Linked DNA regions of Homo sapiens: regions 1 and 2 are each linked to region 3. Evidence: chromatin contacts called from ENCODE Hi-C or POLR2A ChIA-PET data. All regions are on one chromosome and are shown on one strand. The core of a region is the stretch at or near the end of the contact, and the rest is flanking DNA. Distances in the headings are between cores, read along the strand shown. Region 1 overlaps DHX30 (DExH-box helicase 30). Region 2 holds the start of RBM6 (RNA binding motif protein 6). Region 3 holds the start of ARIH2 (ariadne RBR E3 ubiquitin protein ligase 2).

Region 1 (2,892 bases), core at 163-2,662, 1.1 Mb before region 3:
CAGCTAATTTTTGTATTTTTAGTAGAGATGGGGTTTCACCATGTTGACCAGGATGGTCTTGATACCCTGACCTCATGATCCGCCTGCCTCAGCCTCCCAGAGTGCTGGGATTACAGGCATGAGCCACTGCGCCTGGCTGATTTTTTTTTAACATAAAAATCTAAACATCTGTTCAACACATGTGTTGTAAACTAGAAAAAATAGTATAATGAACCTGCAAGTACCTGTCACCCAGCTTCAACAATTAACAACTCATGGCCAGTGTTGCTTTGTGTATAGCTCTTCATTTTGGCTTCTTTAGAGGCAACTAAGAAATCATGGCATTTCAGCCTTATGCCAAATGGCTGTCAGAAAAGAGTGCTATCCTGAGGGCTTCCTCAAGTGCCACAAAGGGCTTGGGTCCTGCTGTCCAGGTGGGGCCTTTCTGTCTAGACTGTTGTCTCCTTCAGCTTTCAGATACCATTTTCTTTTCCTTTTTTTTTTTTTTTTTTTTTTTTGAGATGGAGCCTTGCTCTGTCACCCAGGCTGAAGTGCAGTGGCATGATCTTGGCTTACTGCAACCTCCGCCTCCTGGGTTCAAGCGATTCTCCTGCCTCAGCCTCCCGAGTAGCTGGGATTACAGGCGCGCGACACTATGCCCGGCTAATTTTTGTATTTTTAGTAGAGATGGGGTTTCACCATGTTGGCCAGGCTGGTCTCGAACTCCTGACCTCAGGTGATCTGCCTGCCTCGGCTTCCGAAAGTGCTGGGATTACAGGCGTGAGCCACTGCGCCTGGCGAGGAACAGCACTTTCACTGCTGGACTTTACGCTGGACCAGCTCAATTCTTGGCAGTTTCCAAAGCTGGGTGTTTTCACCTTCCCCTCCAGCCCTGGGGATTAAATCTGTTTCCTGAAGAGGTCTTCCTTGGCCTGGCTCCAGATTTTCTTTTTCGTTTTTTAAACTTTTAATAGAGTTGGGGTTTCACTATGCTGCCCAGACTGGTCTCAAAATCCTGGGCTCAGGGGATCCATCCGCCTCAACCTCCCAAAGTGTTGGGATTGCAGGCATGAGCCACGGCGCCTGGCCCTGGCTCCAGATCTTCACCAGGTTTACTTTGTAAGCCGTTAAATAAGATGGGGCTGCCAATTTGCCAGAGGCACGTGAGAGGTAGTTAGGAACAATTGGTAGGACCTAGAGGGAACTAACTTCGCTTCCTTAGATGACATTGAGCTAAGGCCTAGCATTATTTTCCCCCCAACAGCCTCATTCCATCTTCCTGCCTTCCATCCACACGACTGCTGGTTTAGATTTGCTGGAGAGTGAGCTCTGCAGGGTCCTAGCCCTGGGCAGCGCCGAGCCCGCCTACTGAAGGCCCAGGGCTGTGGTGAGCGAGGACGGGCTGCTGATGCCCTCGCCTAGGCTTGGGCTTCGGGTCCGCCCGGCCCGCAGGGGGCGCGCGGCGCTCGGGCCGGCCGCTCCCGTTCTCTTCGCCCGGTCCCTGCCGCGCACAGGCCTCGGGGTCGGCGGGAGCACGATGGCGGCCGCTAGGAGACTCATGGCGCTGGCCGCCGGCATCTCTCCGCGCCTGCAGCCGCTGGGTCCCCGCGCTGCTGGGCGACAGGGTCGCTCGCGCGGCTTCTCTTCAAGCTGCGCCCACCCCGACCACACCAAGGAAGCCGCCGAGGCCGAGTCAGGGATGGCCCCCGGCGGGCCTGGGGAAGGCGACGGAAGCTTGGTGAACGGTGAGGGCATCGGCGGGGGCGGGCGGTCCGCAGCGCCCTTGACTCCTGGGATGGCAGAGCTAGGGGCGCGGGCCGAAATCGGGCCTGGCGGCCGGGGGTCCTCTCTTCCATAGTGGCCAAGTTCGCCATCCGTCGGCGGGCAGCGGCCTTGCTGTTTGTAAAGCTTAGCGTGGCACAGGCCCGAATGGACCCTTAGAGTACCTGCTCCCGGCAAGAATAGGTGAGAGGTGCGAGACCTCGAGGGAGTGGGGAAAACGAGTAAAAGTCCAACTCCTGCCAGGATGAGTGGCCAAGGGCTAGAGCTTCTAGGGACAAGCATGCCCTCACCAGTGTGAGAAATAGCCCAAAGTAACTCCTGGGACATCAGGATCTCAAATAGAGACAGAATGACTGTTCTGGTGGATTCCAGCTTTGTGCCTCCCAAATAGTGCAGAGGATAAAACTGTTGAAAGCATCAAGGATGGGTAGAGAGCGCCAGCCTCCACCAACCTTATAGAGCTGAAGGTGGGGGCGGGGTGGTGGTCTCAGTGCAGCTCTATTGTTAAACCAGTGGGTGTAATGGGCTACTCGAAGTTGGGTCCCTCTGTGACGAAACCCCCCCCGCCCCGGCCAAGTCCACTTAGATATGGTTTCTTAACTGCTTAACTGCTTGACTCTTAGTTGCTTTACAAGTTACCGCTTAGAGGGAGACAGGATCAGGTGTCCTCCATCCTGGCCACTTGACACAGGAGTCTGTCCCAAGGAAACAGTCTCAAACCAGGCAGCAGAGTTACATCAGAACGCTTGGAAGCACTTTTTGAAAATATAGAGTCGCCTCCAACATCGCTCCCATTCTCAGGTCCCCTGTGGGGAGCTGGATGTCCATGCGGTGAAAAAGCTCCCCAGGTGATCAGTGTACACGCAGGTGCACATGTGCATATATACAGCTCCTTTTGGAGCTGCCAGAGGCTAGAGTGGAGAATGATATGGCCCCCCATGTTCCTAGCAGACCTCTTCATGACCTGGTTAAGCCTTGTGTCTGGTACAAGCTTACCCTAGGTAGATATCTCTTCCCTTTCTGCTCTGAGATTAATCCAAAAAACAAGAAAAAGAAGCGAGGTACCTCTCATGGTATCTGATGCATCAATTTTCCCCTTGATTCCAGAGAACTTGGGGGAGGAGTAATTCA
Region 2 (3,043 bases), core at 171-2,670, 1.0 Mb after region 3:
TCCTGCCTCAGCCTCCCGAGTAGCTGGGATTACAGGCGCCTGCCACCAAGCCCGGGTAATTTTTTTTTTTTTTTGCGACAGTCTCCCTCTGTCGCCTAGGCTGGAGTGCAGTGGCGCTATCTCGACTCACTGCAAGCTCCGCCTCCCGGGTTCACGTCATTCTCCTGCCTCAGCCTCCTGAGTAGCTGGGACTACAGGTGCCCGCCACCACGCTCCACTAATTTTTTGTGTTTTTAGTAGAGACAGGGTTTCATCGTGTTAGCCAGGATGGTCTTGATCTCCTGACCTCGTGATCCACCCGCCTCGGCCTCCCACAGTGCTGGGATTACAGTCGTGAGCCACTGCGCCCAACTTCTTTCTTTCTTTCTTTCTTTTGAGACGGAGTCTTGCGCTGTTGCCAGGCAACAGTGCAGTGGCGCGATCTCGGCTCACTGCAACCTGTGCTTCCCGGGTTCAAGCAATTCTCTGCCTCAGCCTCCTGAGTAGCTGGGATTACAGGCATGCGCCACCACGCCTGGCTACTTTTTGTATTTTTAGTAGCGATGGGGTTTCACTATCTTGGCCAGGCTGGTCTTGAACTCCTGACCTCGTGATCCACCCACCTCGGCCTCCCAAAGTGCTAGGATTACAAGCATGAGCCACTGCGCCCGGCCTTTTTCTTTCTTTCTTTTTTTCTGAGGTGGAGTCTTGCTCTATTGTCCAGGCTGGAGTGCAGTGGCACAGTGTCGGCTCACTGCAACCTCTGCCTCTGCCTCCCGGGTTTAAGTGATTCTCCTGCCTCAGCCTCCCGAGTAGCTGGGATTACAGGCACCTGCCACCAAGCCCGGGTAATTTTTGTATTTTTGGTAGAGATGGGGTTTCACCATGTTGGCCAGGCTGGTCTAGAACTCCTGACCTCAGGTGGTCCACTCGCCGCGGCCTACCAAAGTGCTGGGATTACAGGCGTGAGCCACCGCGCCCCGCCAACCAGCTGGAGATGGCTTAAACTTACTCCCGAAGAAGCTCCCTTCCATTTCTCTCACACTAACGGACAATAAGGAGGCCTCGAGCTAGGCAGGCCAGGGCCGTACCCGAGCTGCTGGCAGGGAGCAAACCTCAGGAAAGTCAAGCCACCAAAAAACTGTAAGCCTCAATCAACTGAGAGGAAAGCACAAGAGGACCAGGTGTCACAGGGCAGAGGCCAAACCACAACTCCCAGCAGGTCACGCGGAGTAGGGCGGGTAAGCGCGCCTTCTTATTGGATGGCGATGGACAGCGTGCTCTTACGACCCACCCCAGAAGGCAAGTCCCCTGCGCGCGGGGCACGGCGGGAGTAAGAGTCTGCGGGACCGGCAGCTGTACTTCATCTCCCAGCGGGCCGAGCGCTGAAGGCAGCGGCGCGGCGCCTTTGTGGTAGCAGTGGCCCCGCGCGGAGGAAGTTCCGGTGTCCGCGGCGCTGGGTCGGTGGCGGAGGCTGAGGAGAAGGAGGAGCGGGCCGTGGAGGCTTCGCCGCCTAGGTAAGGGCCCGGGACTGGAGGGGAGGCGTGCCAGAGCCTGCCAGGGAATAGCCAGCAGACAGGCCCGCTCTAGACATCGCAGGCCCGCGCAGCCTGAAAGCTGTGGCTTCAGTGTCGCGGGGCGGCTGCGGCCTCGCTCGGGAAGAAGACCAAGCAACGGTGAGATGAGGGAGGCGCCGCCCGTGGCAGGAACGCCCCGGAACCGTCGCGGGCCTGGGGCGGGGCCCGGCGCGGCAGTAGATTACCGGTCCCGCCGCGGAGCGGCCAGCTGTGAGGCTGGGGCCGGCGCGTGGTTGCGGCTCTGTGCTCCTACTCTTCGGAGCTGTAAGCGGGCTGTTCTTGCGGTTTTCCTGTTTCAGATCCAATTCTGTGGCATCACTAGGAAGGGAGCTCTTGTGCTTAGCACGTAGCCTCGTCCTCAGACTTGGACAGACACAAGGGAGGCTCCGCTGGACCGGAGGGCACAAGAGCTCCGAGCCCGGTCGTCGGGGCGGTAGAACCTGGAAGCGGGAGAGTGGTCTGGTGGGTTCTGCGCCCGTTAGGCAATGAAGGAGAAGGATGTTTTATCGTATTCACGCTTTAGATTCCATTAGCGGTGTAAATAGATGTTTTTCTCTTTATTTTAGAATTGACGTTAGGCGAATGGGTTCAACTTTGGGAATGCCTTTTTTTTTTTTTTTTTTTTGAAGGAAGGGCCCTGTTTCGTAGGGTACATAAACCGTGAGCGTAATTGTATTTTTTGCATATTCCAGGTTTGCTTGTGAAGGTCAGAGTAGCCGGATTTAAGTGAAGGAGTTCAGTAGACATGCAGACATGGTCACCTGGTTCATTTTCTGAACCCTGGATTGTGCCCTCGGCTTGCTAGTTTCCACCTTCCTATTGAGAAATGCCACCAGCGTGAATGATTTAAATATGTCACCATTACTGAATTTGTGAGGTCTCTAACGAGAGGTGTCAAGAGCTGGTGCGTGATGGTAGGACTGGCAGTGAAGAAAGTAACTAAATAATATGTTACCATTTTGGTGAAACACAAAAGTTGAATTTGAACCTTGTCTCAGAAACTAGCATCTAACTAGATACCTAACCTGCAGGACAGGTCCCAGGTCTCTCTGGATAGTTGTAGCACCTTTCCTTATAGAATTCTATTACCAGGCCGAGCCTGGTGGCTCACACCTGTAATCCCAGCACTTTGGGAGGCTGAGGTGGGGAGTTCGAGACCAGCCTGACTAACATGGAGAAACCGCGTCTCTACTAAAAGTACAAAATTAGCCGGGCATGGTGGCACATGCCTGTAATCCCAGCTACTTGGGAGGCTGAGGCAGGAGAATCGCTTGAACCTGGGAGGCGGAGGTTGCGGTGAGCTGAGATTGCTCCATTGCACTCCAGCCTGGGCCACAAGAGTGAAACTCTGTCTCAAAAAAAAAAAAAAAAAAAAAAAAAAAAAACCCGCAAAACTCAACAAAAACCAACATAGTAGAGGCAGCGTTTCGCCTTATGCCCAGCTAATTTTTTGTATTTTTTTAGTAGAGGCGGAGTTTCGCTATGTT
Region 3 (3,097 bases), core at 512-3,011:
TCAAAAAAAAAAAAAAAAAAGTAATTGCTACTCCATAGGCAGAGCAGTCCACCCGACAAGGTTTTTGTTGTTGTTGTTGTTTGAGACAGAGTCTCGCTCTGTCCCCCAGGCTGGAGTGCAGTGGCGCGATCTCTGCTCGCTGCAACCTCCGCCTGCCGAGTTCAAGCAATTCTCCTGCCTCAGCCTCCCGAGTAGCTGGGACTACAGGCGCCCACCATCACGCCCGGCAAATTTTGTAAATTTTTAGTAGAGACAGGGTTTCACCATGCTGGTCAGGCCAGTCTCGAATTCCTGACCTCGTGATCTGCCGGCTCCGGCCTCCCAACGTGCTGGGATTACAGGCGTGAGCCACGGTGCCCGGCCACGCGGCATGATTTTTAATGGCTTTCTACATTGTATGGTTTGTTATTGTTGTTTTGAGACAGGGTCTCCTTCTATCACCGATGCTGGACTGCAGTGGTGCGATCTTGGCACTCTGCAGCCTCGACCTCCTCGGCTCAAGCGATCCTATATCACCTCAGCCCCCTGAGTAGCTGGGATGCACAGGTGTGTGCCACCTCGCCCAGCTAATTTTTAATTTTTTTGTAGAAAGGAGGGGGGTCTCACTACATCAAATTCTTGGGCTCAAGCGATCCTCCCACCTCGGCTTCCCAAAGTGCAGGGATTACAGGCATGAGCCACAGCGACCAGCCAGCACAGGTGTCTTTATTTGTTTTATTTTTTATTTTATTTTATTTTATTTTGAGACAGAGTCTCGCTCTGTCGCCCAGGCTGGAGTGCAGTGGCGCCATCTCGACTCACTGCAAGCTCCGCCTCCCGGGTTCACGCCATTCTCCTGCCTCAGCCTCCCGAGTAGCTGGGACTACAGGCGCCCGCCACCACGTCCGGCTAATTTTTTTGTACTTTTAGTACAGACGGGGTTTCACCGTGTTAGCCAGGATGGTCTCGATCTCCTGACCTCGTGATCCACTCGCCTCGGCCTCCCAAAGTGCTGGGATTACAGGCTTGAGCCACCGCGCCCGGCCTGCACAGGTGTCTTGAATATGTATATACGCGACTCCAGTATGGTTGGAAATGATTTGATTTGTTGTCTATGGAATTGCACAACCTGGAGCCTTCCTAACATCAGCGGCTTCATACTGGCATTTCCATTGTGGTGCAGCAACAATCTGAGTGAGCCTCCGTCTCTAGCCACATCATTTGACAACCGGTCCCAGAAGGTAACTGGAAGTCATGATGACAACTCCTATACTGTGAAAAGAAACTGCAAGCAAGGCAGTTAAGATGCAATCTTGCACGGTGACCGTAAGTCGGAGAACTGCGCGGCGAACGAGGCCTCGGCAGGGGAAGCGAAAGCCTGGTGTGGTTGCGGCTCTGGGGCCACCCTGCGACCGCCTCGGGGTGTAGGCAGAATTTCCCGGCCCAGCTCCCCTCTGACCAGATAGCGGCCGAGAAACAATGGTTATCTGCTCCACTGACGCCAGGATGTCTTCTCCGTGCCCGATCCCGGAGTACAAACAGTGAAATGAGAAGCCGGTGAGAAACGCGCTGGTTAAAAACATCTCGACGGGAGACGCTGGTAGGCGAATAGTGGCTCCAGACGCGGTCGGCGCCTGCCGTACCCTGGTCAGACTCTGGGTCAGAGCGCTAAGTTTCAAGGAGGCGGCGCTAAACAGGCCCTCTAGCCGGGAGCCTGTCGCGACCCGAGCGACCGTGGGTCGACCCCGATCCGGAAGTGACGCAACGGCGCCAAGCACTTCCGGAGCTGTGGGGACGACTCTTCTGGAGGAAGCAGCGCGGGCTTGACCGGCGTCGGCCCGCCGCCTCCGCTGCCGCTTCGCCCCAATCCGGTCCCTCTGGCCCGGCCTGACCCGGTCTGGCTTGTTCGGGCTCAGCGGCCGCGAGGCCGCAGCTCCCGGTAAGTGCGCGGCGCACGTCACGGCCTTGTTTACCTTGGCTGGCCGCTGGGGGGGCCTCTCCGCGCGCCTCCCTGGCCGGGCCGGGACTCCGCCTTCGCCGTCGCCCGGGAGGCCCGGGCGCTCCCCGTCGCCGGCACGTTGTCCGAGCATTACCCGCCGTCAGCGGCCGGGCGCCCAGCGTGTGTCTGCCTTTTTTCCTCCCGCCGCCTTCTCAGCTCTCGGAAAGGTCAGAGGCCACCGCCTCTGACCAACCGGCGCCGGCACATCTAGGCCCTCTCTCCCTGTCTGGCGCGGCGGGGAAACGCGCCGCCTCGGGGCTCACCACTCGAGTCATCTTTGGGAGCTCTCGCAGCGCTGCCCGCGCGGTTTAACGCCCGCCTGTGGAGGGTATCCCCAGCTCGCGGGCTCCGCGTCCGCGCGAATATCCCGGAGCCCGCGGCGCCCCTAGGGATGTGCGGCCCCGGAGCTGTGCCGCCGCCTCGCCAGAAGCTGGTTGGGCAGCCGCGTTCTTGGATGACTTCTCCTTAGTACTGTTCATTGCCTGGTCCCATAGAACTTTCTGTCATAGCGACATGTTCTTTACCTTTGCTGTTCAGCATGGTAGCTACTAGCCACACGTGGCCGTTAAGCATTTGACCTGTAGGCTAGTGCACCTGAGAAACTAAATTTTAAATTTTACTTACTTTTTAAGTGTAATTAAATTTAAATAACCACATGTGGCTAGTGGTCACCGTATTAGAAAAGACAGATACAAAGTGTAGGATTTTGAAACGAAATTGCTGATTTCTAGTTTTGTGCCAAGTCGTTTTTCTTCGGAGGTGTAGTTAGTAAATGACCTGAATTCAGCGCTAGTGATCATATCTGGAGTAAACGTCTTCAGACTCACTAAAACTTACGTGTTCTGTGCGTGGTGGGCAAGCCCAGGATGGTTGGTTGTTAGGTCCCCTGAACATGTGACTTTGGCTCTGGAGGAAATTTTTTTTTTTTTTTTTTTTGGTGGGCGGGACAAAGTTGCTGTCACCAGGCTGGAGTGCAGTGGCGGCGATCACAGCTAACTGCAGCCCCGACTTTCTGGGCTCAAGTGATCCTCCTTTCTTAGCCTCCTAAGTAGCTGGGACCACAGGCACGTACCACCACACCTGGCTAATTTGTAAAATTTTTTGTGGATACGTGATCTT

What was found. Hi-C counts contacts between places; a loop is a spot of excess contacts on that map. ChIA-PET counts read pairs that join two places held with the same protein, here RNA polymerase II (POLR2A). Pooled maps may share reads with other maps.
Region 1: a loop to region 3 is called in a pooled map, with 2.8 times the contacts of the local background. The contact joins the enhancer-like site here to the promoter of ARIH2 in region 3. A Hi-C loop is called at or near these places in 1 of 50 pooled maps. POLR2A ChIA-PET finds 5 or more read pairs at or near these places in 2 of 52 experiments (CD8-positive, alpha-beta memory T cell and GM10248).
Region 2: a loop to region 3 is called in a map with no recorded cell type, with 7 times the contacts of the local background. The contact joins the promoter of RBM6 here to the promoter of ARIH2 in region 3. A Hi-C loop is called at or near these places in 1 of 37 single-sample maps with no recorded cell type and 5 of 50 pooled maps. POLR2A ChIA-PET finds 5 or more read pairs at or near these places in 3 of 52 experiments (HepG2, T-cell and naive thymus-derived CD4-positive, alpha-beta T cell).

What each region holds. Positions count from the first base shown.
Region 1 is chr3:47,823,524-47,826,415 of GRCh38, forward strand. The region is part of intron 4 of DHX30 (DExH-box helicase 30); the gene reads left to right. Among named protein-coding and RNA genes, the nearest start is that of DHX30, 22 kb to the left of the region's middle. RefSeq lists a silencer at 1,283-1,572. Within about 2 kb of position 1,413, at least 29 of the 41 ENCODE cell types and tissues checked have a DNase peak (open chromatin) inside an H3K27ac peak, as active enhancers do.
Region 2 is chr3:49,938,730-49,941,772 of GRCh38, forward strand. RBM6 (RNA binding motif protein 6) reads left to right here and starts at 1,421. Exons shown (of 21, transcript NM_005777.3): 1 at 1,421-1,496. RefSeq lists enhancers at 1,051-1,573, 1,282-1,341, 1,372-1,421, 1,452-1,511, 1,574-2,095 and a silencer at 1,652-1,851.
Region 3 is chr3:48,917,081-48,920,177 of GRCh38, forward strand. ARIH2 (ariadne RBR E3 ubiquitin protein ligase 2) reads left to right here and starts at 1,762. Exons shown (of 16, transcript NM_006321.4): 1 at 1,762-1,918. It overlaps ARIH2OS (ARIH2 opposite strand lncRNA), which reads right to left and starts at 2,305. Exons shown (of 1, transcript NR_161301.1): 1 at 708-2,305. RefSeq lists enhancers at 639-1,389, 1,195-1,664, 1,390-2,141, 2,142-2,892 and silencers at 1,835-1,934, 2,005-2,084.